4 separate regions of the Homo sapiens genome follow, and regions 1, 2 and 3 are each linked to region 4. A link is a contact called in ENCODE Hi-C or POLR2A ChIA-PET data. All regions are on one chromosome and are shown on one strand. The core of a region is the stretch at or near the end of the contact, and the rest is flanking DNA. Distances in the headings are between cores, read along the strand shown. Region 1 holds the start of RFX5 (regulatory factor X5). Region 2 holds the start of PSMB4 (proteasome 20S subunit beta 4). Region 3 holds the start of GABPB2 (GA binding protein transcription factor subunit beta 2). Region 4 holds the start of S100A10 (S100 calcium binding protein A10).

What was found. A loop is a pair of places that touch in the nucleus more often than their neighbours do. ChIA-PET counts read pairs that join two places held with the same protein, here RNA polymerase II (POLR2A). Pooled maps may share reads with other maps.
Region 1: a loop to region 4 is called in a pooled map, with 5 times the contacts of the local background. The contact joins the promoter of RFX5 here to the promoter of S100A10 in region 4. A Hi-C loop is called at or near these places in 4 of 50 pooled maps. POLR2A ChIA-PET finds 5 or more read pairs at or near these places in 2 of 52 experiments (CD8-positive, alpha-beta T cell and PC-9).
Region 2: a loop to region 4 is called in a pooled map, with 6 times the contacts of the local background. The contact joins the promoter of PSMB4 here to the promoter of S100A10 in region 4. A Hi-C loop is called at or near these places in 3 of 50 pooled maps. POLR2A ChIA-PET finds 5 or more read pairs at or near these places in 2 of 52 experiments (HCT116 and naive thymus-derived CD4-positive, alpha-beta T cell).
Region 3: a pooled map shows a loop between it and region 4 (3-fold over the local background). The contact joins the promoter of GABPB2 here to the promoter of S100A10 in region 4. A Hi-C loop is called at or near these places in 1 of 50 pooled maps. POLR2A ChIA-PET finds 5 or more read pairs at or near these places in 2 of 52 experiments (OCI-LY7 and T-cell).

Annotation. Positions count from the first base shown.
Region 1 is chr1:151,346,002-151,349,496 of GRCh38, forward strand. It overlaps RFX5 (regulatory factor X5), which reads right to left and starts at 1,251. Exons shown (of 11, transcript NM_001025603.2): 1 at 1,210-1,251; 2 at 488-605; 3 at 204-332. The coding sequence starts at 319. It overlaps RFX5-AS1 (RFX5 antisense RNA 1), which reads left to right and starts at 1,009. Exons shown (of 2, transcript NR_131972.1): 1 at 1,009-1,187; 2 at 1,631-1,890. RefSeq lists enhancers at 84-173, 513-1,712, 767-1,349, 1,316-1,665.
Region 2 is chr1:151,397,874-151,400,969 of GRCh38, forward strand. PSMB4 (proteasome 20S subunit beta 4) reads left to right here and starts at 1,700. Exons shown (of 7, transcript NM_002796.3): 1 at 1,700-1,854; 2 at 2,108-2,314; 3 at 2,569-2,715; 4 at 2,891-2,972. The coding sequence starts at 1,715. RefSeq lists enhancers at 1,057-1,779, 1,380-1,429, 1,780-2,501 and a silencer at 2,270-2,427.
Region 3 is chr1:151,069,282-151,072,514 of GRCh38, forward strand. GABPB2 (GA binding protein transcription factor subunit beta 2) reads left to right here and starts at 1,480. Exons shown (of 9, transcript NM_144618.3): 1 at 1,480-1,653. It overlaps MLLT11 (MLLT11 transcription factor 7 cofactor), which reads left to right. Exons shown (of 2, transcript NM_006818.4): 2 at 1-263. RefSeq lists enhancers at 995-1,929, 1,353-1,562, 1,930-2,864 and silencers at 1,763-1,842, 1,873-2,032.
Region 4 is chr1:151,992,239-151,995,289 of GRCh38, forward strand. It overlaps S100A10 (S100 calcium binding protein A10), which reads right to left and starts at 1,621. Exons shown (of 3, transcript NM_002966.3): 1 at 1,514-1,621. RefSeq lists an enhancer at 1-860 and silencers at 1,429-1,728, 1,739-1,788, 1,919-2,048.

The DNA.
Region 1 (3,495 bases), core at 1-2,500, 650 kb before region 4:
TTTCCCTGTCTCTTTATCTGACTGCTAGGGAGGGAAAAGGACTGAAATGCCCAGCAGGTGCTCAAGAATTGCTACCATGGCCAAAAATCTCCCTCTGCTCCCATGCCCTTGCTGAGAGGCAGTTCATCTACAGCCAAAGTGAAGTGCTGCAGGGATCTATACTCAGGTCTTGGACAGGACTTGGAGATGTGATGAGTACTTACGAAATGGTACCTCGGAGCCTCTGAAGAAGGGTGGTAGGTTCCCCAGCCTCAGCACCACCTGGGGGGGCCCTTCCCCCAGTCTTGGGGCTCTTAGCATCAGGCTCATCTTCTGCCATCCCGGCATGAGGGCTAGAATTGAGAGGGACAGGCATAAAGATGTAACTCACACTGGCCTTCCCTTCCCCAGAAGGCCCCAGGGCACTCCTCATCTCTTTACCCAGAAAGGCAGAGAAACAGAAACAAAGCCTCCGAATTTCCCCGGTGGTCTTTTTCTCACCACTTGCCTTCTCCGAAAATTAGAAATTATTCCATTACTTCGCCAGGCCCATATATGCCCAAAGAGATCTTTGCCATCTCCATTCTATCTGCCCCACCTTTCTGAAGTCTCCTAAATCTGGAAAACTGTAAAGGAAGAGATAGGGGGATTGGGAATCCATGTTAGCAAGAAATTTTCATTTCTGCCTCTGACCCCATACTGCCCTCCTCCCCCTCAAAAACAACAATAACAGCCACAAAACAAAGTTCTCTAATTCTCAAAAATACTCCTCACCATTGCATATGCCTGGGAGGTCAGAAAGGATACGAACATATTCTGCCCTTCTAGGCTTGGAAAAAAAACTGGGCCCAAGTTCTCATTACTTAATCTCGCCACGACTTCCCCCGCTGCTCCCCCTCCCCACGTCGCCGGCCCCTACGTCATCTCCCACAACAGCCCATCCTGAGGCGCGCCCCCACCTCCTTCCCTTCCCCCTCCATTCAATCCCCGGTTTCTGCAAAGTGGAGCGGGGGTGGGGCGGGGTAGCGGAACTCATGCGCTGGGCGTCAGAAACCCGGCAGGGGAATGGGGTCCCAGATTCCGGGCACGTGCACATGGGTGAAGAAGCTGTTGAAAATACAGCTACAATCTTTTTCTGCTCTCCTCCCAACTCATCTTGCCCCTCCCTACCTCTGAACAGTCGCCTTCCAACACAAGCAACAATAAAGGTAAGGGAGAAAGAGAAACTACCTCGTAGCCACCTTCACTCCAGCCCAGCCCCAAGGTCCTGGCCCAGCCGGCTCGTGCGTTGCTTTATTTTCCTTTTTCTGAATGGTTGTAACAGCCGCGATCTGCCTAGATACACGGGCGGCCTGCTCTGTCATTGGTCACTGCTGCCACCCGGAGACAGAAGGCGCCGGGCTCGTACCGGCGGCCGCTGAAGTCTGCCTGGTAACAGAATCTGATTGGTCAATAGGGGAGGGAAAATCCAAAGTTGGTCTTATTTGAGTCAAGAGGGGGAAGTCCGGGTTGGGTTTCGGTTAAAACTGGGGTCGGTTGGGACTGCAGGTCCCAAGAGGTTCTTCTCTTAAAGGGACCGCAGGATGAAAGAACGGGCGCTCGGCTCCCTTTGGAACTGTCTTTTCTTTTGCCCTCCCCTTTTGTGTTTCAGTTTAGTCTACGGTCCTCAGAGCTGCCGGAAGAGAAGAATCAATGGATGATAAAATAACTAGACAATGATGGGTAGGAGTGATGGAAGTTCACTGTAAGCTCCTATAACCCCCCATCACCATCACCACATGCCTAATACAACCTGCAGACACACTTACTCGCAACAGACCTGCAATCTGGGCTCTCTTTTCCTTCTTGATGGAGGCCTCAAAACCTCAGCAGTTGTACCCATTAAACTAAAATGCTTTTTCCCTCTTAGTATTTCTTGGTTTCCCGTGTGTACTTTACTTCCAAAGAGTTGCAAATGCATTTGCATCCCCATAGTTCTGCAGTCGGTGAACCCTGGAATTTTGATGGACTCCCACGGGGGTGCTGGATGCCACAGGAACTTTTTACACTCAGGGAACATTGTACTGAATAGGTCATGGGTTCTTAACCCTCTTACTTAAGACATTTTAAGGTTATGAATCAGACAAAAGCAATGGACCCTCTACCATGAAAAATGCACACAGAGACCAAGTTTTGCATCTAATTTCAGAGAGGTCATGGACTCCAGGTTGAAAGCCTCTTACATGGATGTATTTTGTTTTGCGCAGCGGTCATGTTACAACCAAAACTGTATTTGCCATCCTGACATCTAATATGTTCTCCAGGCTCATCATTAATGTGCTTTTGTAAAGAAGACAGTAGTGCTGCCTGAGCTCATCACCATTGCCCTTTACAGCCTACCTTTCCCTATTATCAGCTTCTATGAGTGCTGGGGGAACCCAGGAGATTGTGGAGTTGGGGCAATAAGGATATATTGGCAAGAGGTTTTCTTTTTTCTTTCTTTCTTTCTTTTTTTTTTTTCTTTGAGACGGAGTCTCGCTCTGTTGCCCAGGCTGGAGTGCAATGGCACGATCTTGGCTCACTGCAACCTCCGCCTCCTGGGTTCAAGCGATTCTCCTGCCTCACCCTCCCGAGTAACTGGGTTTACAGACGTGCATCACCACGCCCAGATAATTTTTGTGTTTTTAGTAGAGACGGAGTTTCACCATGTTGGTCAGGCTGGTCTCAAACTCCTGACTTCAGGTGATCCACCTGCCTTGGCCTCCCAAAGTGCTGGGATTACAGGTGTGAGCCACTGCACCTGGCCAGGTTTTCTAATAACAGCTAAAATTTATTTGGTGTTTATTAGGCCAGGCGCGGTGGCTCACGCCTGTAATCCCAAAACTTTGGGAGGCTGAGGTGGGCGGATCACCTAAGGTTGGGAGTTCGAGACCAGCTTGACCAACATGAAGAAACCCCGTCTCTACTAAAAATACAAGATTAGCCGGGCGTGGTGGCGCATGCCTGTAATCCCAGCTACTCGGGAGGCTGAGGCAGGAGAATCACTTGAACTGGGGAGGCGGAGGATTGTGCCATTACACTACAGCCTGGCAACAAGAGCGAAACTCCGTCTCAAACAAAAACAAACAAAAATTTATTTGGTGTTTATTAGGTATCAGACACCATACCAAATGCTAAACACCTCGTGTAATGCTCACAGCAACTCTCTGAAGTAGGTACTGTTACTGTCTCCATTTTACAGATGAGGAAACCAATGTGGAGAGGTGAAGGGACTTGTCCTTAGTCATATATGTAGAAAGTGCTAGAATCAGGATCCAAAGGCAGGCAGTCTGCCTCAAAGCTGATTGTTTTGAGCACTGCCTTAGACTGCATGTATACATATTTGCAGATACTCATAAATAAATATGGGTATAACGGGCTGGACATGATGGCTCATGCCTATAATCTCAATACTTTGGGAGGCAAAGGCAAGAGGATTGCTTGGGGCCAGGAGTTTGAGACCAGCCTGGGCAACAAAGTGAGACTCTGTCTCTCTCT
Region 2 (3,096 bases), core at 450-2,949, 590 kb before region 4:
GACAGTGTTGAGGATGGTATCCTCACCAGTCTCTGTGGGAGGATGGAATCCTAACTTCCATAAATGCCAGCTAGCAGACATCATTGACCTAAGCACATTTACATTGACTAATTCTGTAAATGTTCACTTCCCTGACTCTACTGACCCTCTGTCTCACTGTCCCCTAACCTCATTTTCCCTATAAAATACCCATTACTTGCATACAAATTGCAGTTGAGTTCAGTTCATGCTGAACTGTTTTTCCTTATTGTAGTAGTTATTACTGATTGAAATCTGTCCTTTCCACTTTAGTGTCCGGCTTTGTTTATCTTTGACAAAATTCACCAGTTTGATTCAAGACAGTTTCCAGCCCCTGCTATGGAGTTACACTGAGAAGGAAACCCCTGGAATTTAGTTTCACCCCTACACTTCCAATGGAATTTTTCTGTTTCTTTAGAGGTGGGCAAGGGCCCTTGACAATAAGGAAACTTTCAGACTTGTCTAAGGTCCCACAGAGAGTGCTTGATCCACCTGAGCTATCACACCCCACAGGGTATACACAAGTGTATTCTTTTTTTTTTTTTTTTTTTTTTTTTTTTTGTGACAGGGTCTCGCTCTGTTGCCCAGGCTGGAGTGCAGTGGCGCCACCTTGGCTCACTGCAACCTCCCTCGGGTTCAGGCGATTCTCCCACCTCACCCTCCCAAGTAGCTGGAATTACAGGCCTGGCTAATTTTTTGTTTTGTTTTGTTTTGTAGAGGTGAGGTCTCACCATGTTGCCAAGGCTGGTCTTGAATTCCTGGGTTCAAGTGATCCTCCCGTCTTGGCCTCCCAAAGTTCTGGGATTACAGGCATGAGCCACCGCACCCGGCCCTGATTCCTTTTTTTATTCTAGCTTCAAGATTCAGTTCTACCGTTATCGGCTGTGTGACTGGGTAAATCACTACACCGCAAGCCTCGGTTTCCTATTTACCAAATGGGTCGAATAATGCCTGCCACATGGGGCTGCTCTGAGGAGTACAGATGTAAGAGATCCTGTGTTCACTGATATTTTCATGTGGGCTTTTTGATAATGATACAAAAGGAACATGAGAACTGTGACTTCTAGGCCGGGCGAGGCGGCTTACTCCTGTAATCCCAGCACTTTGGGAGTCCGAGGCAGGCGGATCACCTGAGATCCGGAGTTCGAGACCAGCCTGGCCAACATGGTGAAACCCCATCTCTAGCAAAAATACAAAAAATTAGCCAGGCGTGGTGGCAGGCGCCTGTAATCCCAGCTACTCGGGAGGCTAAGGCACGAGAATCGCTTGAATCTGGGAGGCGGAGGTTGCAGTGAGCCGAGATCGCGCCACTGCATTCCAGCCTGGGGGCCAGAGCGAGACTCCGTCTCAAAAAAATAAAAAATAAAATAAAAAATTGTGACGTCTCACTCAGGATCAGCGTCTTTAAGTGGCCACCTCCCCACCCCACCTTCATGCCTCCCTCCTCCTTGAATCGTGTGTTAGAACGCTGTGATCTGGTCCAAACTCCACGGAGATGCGATGCGATGCGAAGCGATGTTGGGCAATTTCAACTCCCTGTCTCGGTCGCCACCTAGGATTACTGCATGTTCAGCTACGACCTCATCAACATGGCTGCTGGAAGTCGTCTACAGGAAAAAGAAAGAAATGACACTGAAGGATCACTTCCGCTTCCGTTGGCGCAAGCGCTTTCATTTTTTCTGCTACCGTGACTAAGATGGAAGCGTTTTTGGGGTCGCGGTCCGGACTTTGGGCGGGGGGTCCGGCCCCAGGACAGTTTTACCGCATTCCGTCCACTCCCGATTCCTTCATGGATCCGGCGTCTGCACTTTACAGAGGTCCAATCACGCGGACCCAGTAAGTTCTCGGCGCTTTCGTTTGCGTAGCGGGAGGGACCGTGGGGCCTGGTGCTGCCGGCTGGTTTTGAGAGCCCGGGAAGGTGAGGCGGGGACCCCGGGGGCGCGCGAACGGCAGGGGAGCTCAGGGCGCGGAGTCCTGGAGAATGCAGAATAATTGGAAGGAATTATAGAAAATCAGAAGCGCAGCTCAGTGCGCGGAAAGAGGGCGCAGTCCATCCCCCCTCTCAGCTCCCACCGTTCTCACTCTTTAGGAACCCCATGGTGACCGGGACCTCAGTCCTCGGCGTTAAGTTCGAGGGCGGAGTGGTGATTGCCGCAGACATGCTGGGATCCTACGGCTCCTTGGCTCGTTTCCGCAACATCTCTCGCATTATGCGAGTCAACAACAGTACCATGCTGGGTGCCTCTGGCGACTACGCTGATTTCCAGTATTTGAAGCAAGTTCTCGGCCAGATGGTGTAAGTCATCCAGAGAACAGGAGAGTGGTTCCCAAGTAGAGAGGGGAGTCCCCTGTTTTTTATTCCCTTCGATGGGATGGGGGGACTTGTTGCAGCGGGGGACTGGAAGAGTTGTTGGAGGTGGGCGATCTGTGTTTGCAATAAAGTTTTTGGCATTAGGTGTAAAATGGGGGAAGGTGTGGTAACTTCTTTTGGGGATGGGTGGAGACCCCGACTTAATTCTCTCCCTTTTCTCACAACCAATTCCTTTTAAGGATTGATGAGGAGCTTCTGGGAGATGGACACAGCTATAGTCCTAGAGCTATTCATTCATGGCTGACCAGGGCCATGTACAGCCGGCGCTCGAAGATGAACCCTTTGTGGAACACCATGGTCATCGGAGGCTATGCTGATGGAGAGAGGTTCATATGAATACAAATAACTTATTTCCTTTACCACCCAACCTAGTACCTGTGTAGTATCTCTTCTGTCTCTTCTCCCCAAGTGAATCCCACTTTAACTCAGACCCCATGGTCCCCTTCTTCAGCTAAGATGAATCTAAGGTGAAATGAGTTTTGACCCATTGTGTCCTGTTAGCTTCCTCGGTTATGTGGACATGCTTGGTGTAGCCTATGAAGCCCCTTCGCTGGCCACTGGTTATGGTGCATACTTGGCTCAGGTAAGTAGTAAGTCTAGAGGTGGGGGAAAGGGAAGACAAAAGGAAATGGATTAGTGGTTGTCTGCTTTTCTCCTGAAATTCTGATATGAGGGATGGGCTGGGATCGCTATTACTGGGCAGATGG
Region 3 (3,233 bases), core at 230-2,729, 920 kb before region 4:
AGGATGACACTATACCCTAAATAAGGATGATCTAGAGAAGTCCCCAGGTGGGAGAAAAAAAGACAAATCCTCCCTCTAGGCCATGAAAAGCCCACATCTAAAGACGGTCCCAGTCTAACGAAGAATGGGGCCAGGAAGGATAAGTAGTGCGTCCTTTTCTATTTTTACTGAGTTTTGAAGGGCCCCTTCAGAGTCCTTCAGCCATGGCAATTGGTGGGTGGAGACAGGGATCAACTGTTTGGTAAATAAAGTGACTAAATGGATTTGCAAACTCATGCTCCATCCTCTTGCAGGCCTCCAAAAAGAAATGACTCAGGCCGGGCGCGGTGGCTCACGCCTGTAATCCCAGCACTTCGGGAGGCCGAGGCGGGCCAATCACTTGAGGTCAGGAGTTCGAGACCAGCCTGGCCAACATGGTAAAATAAAACCCCATCTCTACTAAAAATACAAAAATTAGCCCAGCGTGGTGGCGGACGCCTGTAATCCCAGCTGCTGGGGAGGCTGAGGCAGGACAATCACTTGAACCCGGGAGGCAGAGGTTGCAGCGAACCGAGGTCACGCCACTGCACTTCAGCCTGGGCGACGGACGAAGCGAGACTCCGTCTCAAAAAAAAAAGGCCGCGCGCGGTGGGTCACGCCTGTAATCCCAGCACTTTGGGAGGCCGAGGCGGGTGGATCACGATGTCAGGAGATCGAGACCATCCTAGCTAACACGGTGAAACCCCGTCTCCACTAAAAATACAAAAAAATCTCCGGGCGTGGTGGCGGGCGCCTGCAGTCCCAGCTACTCCGGAGGCTGAGGCAGGAGAATGGCGTGAGCCCGGGAGACGGAGCATGCAGCGAGCCGAGATCGAGCCACTGCACTCCAGCCTGGGCGACAGAGCGAGACTCCGTCTCAAAAAAAAAAAAGAAAGAAAGAAAAGAAATGACTCAGTTATTTGTTTCACTGTTCTCACTGACAGCTTGGCTCTGGGGTCCTTACATTCGGCCTGTAACTGGAAAAATGTGTCCATCAGGCACCAGAACCCAATGCACAAAGCCAGGAACGTCCCAAACAGCTGCAGCCGAGGTTGGGATAAGGAAACGAGGCTTTCCTGTCAAACTAAACCTGGCCGCCCCGGACCCCGAAGAAGCAGCCAAGAGTTAAGACGCAATCTGCATGACTGACGCACGCTCCGAGTCTCCCTCAGCAGTTCGCCAGGTTCTTGGCGCCAACACCAGACCTAGGATCCGTCCCCTGCTGGAACTATTCAGACGCGCAAGATACGTAACCAGCAGTCCTCCGCCCCGTTAAATAGTCCTGCCTAGCATGCCTCGGTGACGCACTTTTCCACCTCAGAAGTGCCTCAGCAGAAAGGCGATGAACCTCGGGGGTGCATCATCTTTCTGTTAGAATGGGAGCATGAGTTTTCTGATCATTTTCCCTTCACAGATTCCTCCGCCAGAAATCTTACTCGCGGCGCCTTCATTTCCGGGTCCGCCATTTTGTTGCCTCTGTTTCTCCACGAGGGGGGGTTAAAGGCCCCCAAAACATGCACACATGAAAAGGGCAAAAAGTAACCGTCCTTGACAGGGAGTCTTAACTAGAGAAGGAAACGGGACTAAACTGGCGGGCTCCGTGGAAGCGTGGCCGGCAGCGTCCCGGACGAGGAGGTGAGGAGGAAAGAAGAGATGTGTGGACTCCGGGGGGCGTCAGGGCTGGAAAGGAAAGTGCCGTGAGAAGTCACACCGCTTCCCAGCCCAGCCTCGGACTTCTGGGTGCAGACCTCGCGGCTCCCCGTCACTGAAGCGGGGGCAGCGGCGGGAGGGGGACGGGGAGGAAGGGGATGCTGTCGGGAGGAAGGGGAGGGGACTGGAAGGAGGTGAAGAAGGGGGTGGGTGTAAGACCTGGGGCTGGGGAGCTGGACCAAGGGAAGCCCAGGCCGCGGAGGTGACCACTAGGGGGCGGCGCGGAGCCGGGGCCGAGGCCTGTCGCCGAGGCTGAGTTTGGCCCCCTGCCCCAAATTGGTTCCCATCTTTCAGACAGACATTGGTGTGAGGAACTGTAGGGTTTATGATAGAGAGGGAAACGGCGACTCTCATTATCTGACCCAAATAATGACCTGAAAGATTACTAGTGAACTCGGTAATCTGAATGAGAGCAGTACGGGCCCCGCCTCTGCTTTTTTGCTCTTTTTTTTTTTTTTTTCAAAACTGAGTCTTGCTCTGTCACCCAGGCTGGAGTGCAGTGGCGCGATTTCGGCTCACTGCAACCTGCAGCTCACTGCAACCTCCGCTTCCCGGGTTCAAGCGATTCTCCTGCCTCAGCCTCCCGAGTAGCTGGGATTACAGGCGTGCGCCACCATGCATGGCTAATTTTTGTATATTTTTAATAGAGACGGGGTTTCACCATGTTAGCCAGGCTGGTCTCGAACTCCTGACCTTAGGGGATCCCCCCGCCTTGGCCTTCCAAAGTGCTGGGATTGCAGGCGTGAGCCACGGCTCCCGGCCTCGCCTCTGCTTCTTTCACAGTTGTTTGTACAGCTGGCCGCCCAGTGGGGACTTGAGCAATACTAAAAGAACCATAGATTCTTCCATTGCAATTCTTTCCGTTGGCTGTCTCCTGTTTTCACATACTTCCTTGAGCCAGAGGTCATCCCATTCCTCTCCCTTTTCCCAAAAGGGCTTTCTCTCTAGGGGGTCCCCCCCAACCCAACGTCTTTGGAAAAGGACAGTCTATGGCTTACTATCAACGATGTAACAAAATTTTGGCCATCCAAGACCATATTTTCATCTAATCACTTGGTCCACCCAATCCAGTAGAGATGTTCTTAGGCATGTATTTTCACACGTGCTTTGATGACAATAAAGAGAAAACTGCCCCATCCAGATTCTTAAATAAACAAAAGTAATTACTCTAATTATCTTGGATAATAGAGTACTTTGTTGTCAAGAGCTCAAGCACTTCATGAATTATTAAAACACACACTTATTGAAAGGTTTTGGCCGGGCGCAGTGGCTCACGCCTGTAATCCCAGCATTTTGGGAAGCTGAGGTGGGAGGATCCCTTGAGCCCTGGAGTTCTAGACCAGCCTGGGCGAAATAGGGAGACCCCTGTCGGTACAGAGAAAAAAAAATTATTTTTAATCAGCTGGGCGTGGTAGTGCCCACTGGTGGTCCCAGCTACTCGGGAAACTGAGGTGGGAGGATCGCTTGAGGTCGAGGCTGCAGTGAGCCGTGATTGCACCACTGCA
Region 4 (3,051 bases), core at 371-2,870:
CTGGGTGTTTCCATGAGCCTGGCCTCACCTAAAACGCACAACATAAAACTCCATTCCTGGAGACTGAAACTCAAGCTTCTGGGGAAAAATATCCGCAACAACTGCAAACCTCTTAGCGGGAAAAGCTACCTCCCAAGTAAGGCTGAGGCAGGCTGCCAGGCGCATACTGGCCGATAACGAAAAGCGGTCTCGCCAAGGCCCTGCAGATCTAATTACTGCCCTCACCGGCAGTTCAGTCGAGAAACCTCTCCTGCAGACTGGCAGCCAGACCAGGTGTGACTCACTTCCTCTTGGAAAATGCCCTCTGAGATGGCACAGTTCTCCTTTTCCTTCAGGGAGTGTTCTGTCCAAACCATCCACCGAGAGTATCTGCAACCGGCCACACCCACATGGTCTCACAGCTGAGTCACAGGCCTCAGACCACTGGGAGAATCCTGGAGCCCTTTGTGCTAACCACGCCCTGCAGAAGCTCCCGCAGAGACGGAACTGGGTGGGGGCAGAAAACGGGGTGGGCTTAATGCATCCCAGAATCTGGCTTAGGGCTCCCCTGTGCTGGCCTGGCTTGGAGCGCTCTGCATTCCACCCCAGCCAACAAGGCAGAGCTCCTGGTTTCACTTAGGCAGAGCTGGACTGAGGCTGGACAGGCAGCAGTGTCCACGGCTAGGGGCAGCGCCATTCCTTCGGCCAAAGCACAGGTGGTGAACCAAGTACCAAAGGCACGTCTGTCTGTTTCACTGCACCGGGCCAAATTAATCTATGATTGGAAGATCCTTCATCAAGCCTGCTCTTCCTCCATCTCTTTCTGGTTCCACTTATTAAGACAGCAAGGGAACCCTTTCAGTAGAGAAACCACGTCACACAGGGCCCTCTCCCACAAACCCCAGCCAAACTGCTGTAGAAAGAAAACAAGTGGACCTCCCTCCCTCAGCAGGAAGACCCTTTCCGTCGAGCAGACAACAGGAAGCCCCGACCAGAAACGCCTGTTTGGCCGACGGACTAAGGGTTACGGAAGGGACGCCCCAGCTGCCTACTCGTCCTACCCGCGCCTACTTGGGCGGTACAGCCGGGAGCAGGCTACGAACATGCAGACCCGGCCTGCGAGCGGAACCCACCAAGAAACACGCCAGCCAGGGCAGGGGCGTGTAGGAGGGATTCGGTAACCCGAGAGACGAGTGGGAAAGTAGGAAAGGTGGGAGTAAAGCAACGCAAACATAAAGGGAGGAGGGAAGAGGTTCAGGCGCACCAATACCACGGTCCCCTCCTAAAGAACAAGTGCCCCCTCCTCTGGTCCGCGTGGGTCTGGGGGCGGCCGCGCCCGGGCCGGGGAGGGGCGCTGCTGGCCTCGTTTGGGTGTGGCCCGGAGCACTGAGCAGCGGATTCCCCACCAGCCGCTCCCCGCCCAGCCCCGCGGTGCTCCGGACGCCCCGCGAAGCCGGGTGCAGGGTTTTCCCCGGGCAGCAGGTCCGGGCCTGGGGACTACCCAGGAGGGGCGCGTGGGCCGGGCGGAGCTCACCTTGGCCGAGGCGCGGCGGACGCTGGGCGAGCTGGGCGAGCTGGACGCGGGGCGGAGAGGCGAGCGCGGCGGGCTGTGCGCCTTCCTTAGTACGTGCGGCGGGTGGGTAGAGGGAGGCGGCGCGGGAGCGGGAGGAGCCTGGCGGGCGCTCGGCAGGGCGCTCCCCCAGCCCTGTCTCCTCCCCCTCTTCCTGCCCCCGACTCCCCCGACCCCGGGCGCGCGGCCCACGCCCTGCCCTCGCTCCCGGACCCGCCTCGCAGAGGCCTCGCCCGCCCCAGACAGAGCGTTCTTGTAAACTTCTCTTCAGTAGAAACGGTCCTGCTCTCGAATATTTCAGGGCATCCCCACCCTGAGCCTGCCCTTCCTCTCGGGTTTGGTTTTAGAAAGTGTACAAATCAAAGAACCCGGCCGTCCTGCGGGTGGGGCACGCTGGCGCAGAACCAGAGGTAACCGGCTCTGCGGCCACCTACGGGTCTAGGAATTACTTGCTGGATGACCCTGCAGGGAGTGGCACGTGGAGTCCTATCGACCTCAGAGGCACTATCAGATTAGCCCTAGGAGGTCCGTCTGGGGGTCTCGGCGGCCTGCGCCAGTGGAGGGGCGGCACCTCCCCAGAAGCCGGGCTTCCCGCCCCACCGGCCCGCGAGGTGCCGCAGGGAGGGTGCGGTTTGGCTTGTCAGCACCCAGGGGCGTCACAAACCCTTTGTTGAACAGGGGATTTACCCCTTTGTGTGGCGTCACTTGATCAATAGTTCAGTTTCAGTGTGGCTAATAGTGTTAAAAACTGGCCGGGCGCGGTGGCTCACGCCTGTAATCCCAACACTTTGGGAGGCCGAGGCGGGCGGATCACCTCAGGTCAGGAGTTCAACACCAGCTTAGCCAACATGGTGAAACCTTGTCTCTACTGATACAAAAATTAGCCGGGAGTGGTGATGCGCGCCTGTAATCCCAGGAGACTGAGGCATGAGAATCGCTTGAACCTGGGAGACAGAGGTTGCAGTGAGCCGAGATCGCACCACTGCACTCCAGCCTGGGTGACAGAGTGAGACTCTGTCTCAAAAAAAAAAAAAAAAAAGAAAAAAGAAAAAAAGAAAAGAAAAAGGTTAAAAACTAAGTTTCCAAGGCAGTATGCTGTGGTCCTTGAAAAGTCCTTTAGAAGAATTTTCTGGAATAAATTTAGAGAAAACCTAAGTGTTTCCTAGGGGATGCTTACCAACTCCTCGCCCCTCCCCCGCCCGCCCTCTTTTATTTTAATTGTGACTCAGGGTTAAATACAAACTACTAGCAGCTGTTGGTGGAAAAGAGCCCAATCCCAAACTCTGGGGTTTTCCTTTGTTCCCAAGGGAGGCCTTGGGAGGAATGAATGATCCTAAAGGAATGAGCAGACCTGGGGAATCCTCCAAGTGCCACCTCTGACTAATATTGGCTGTTGCCAGGAAAACCCAACTTGGATTTCAGCTATTACTTTCCGTGCAACCCTGGTGCTGACTATTCAAGGGGACAGCTCTTCAAGATCTTCCTGTATACAGTACTTCCCA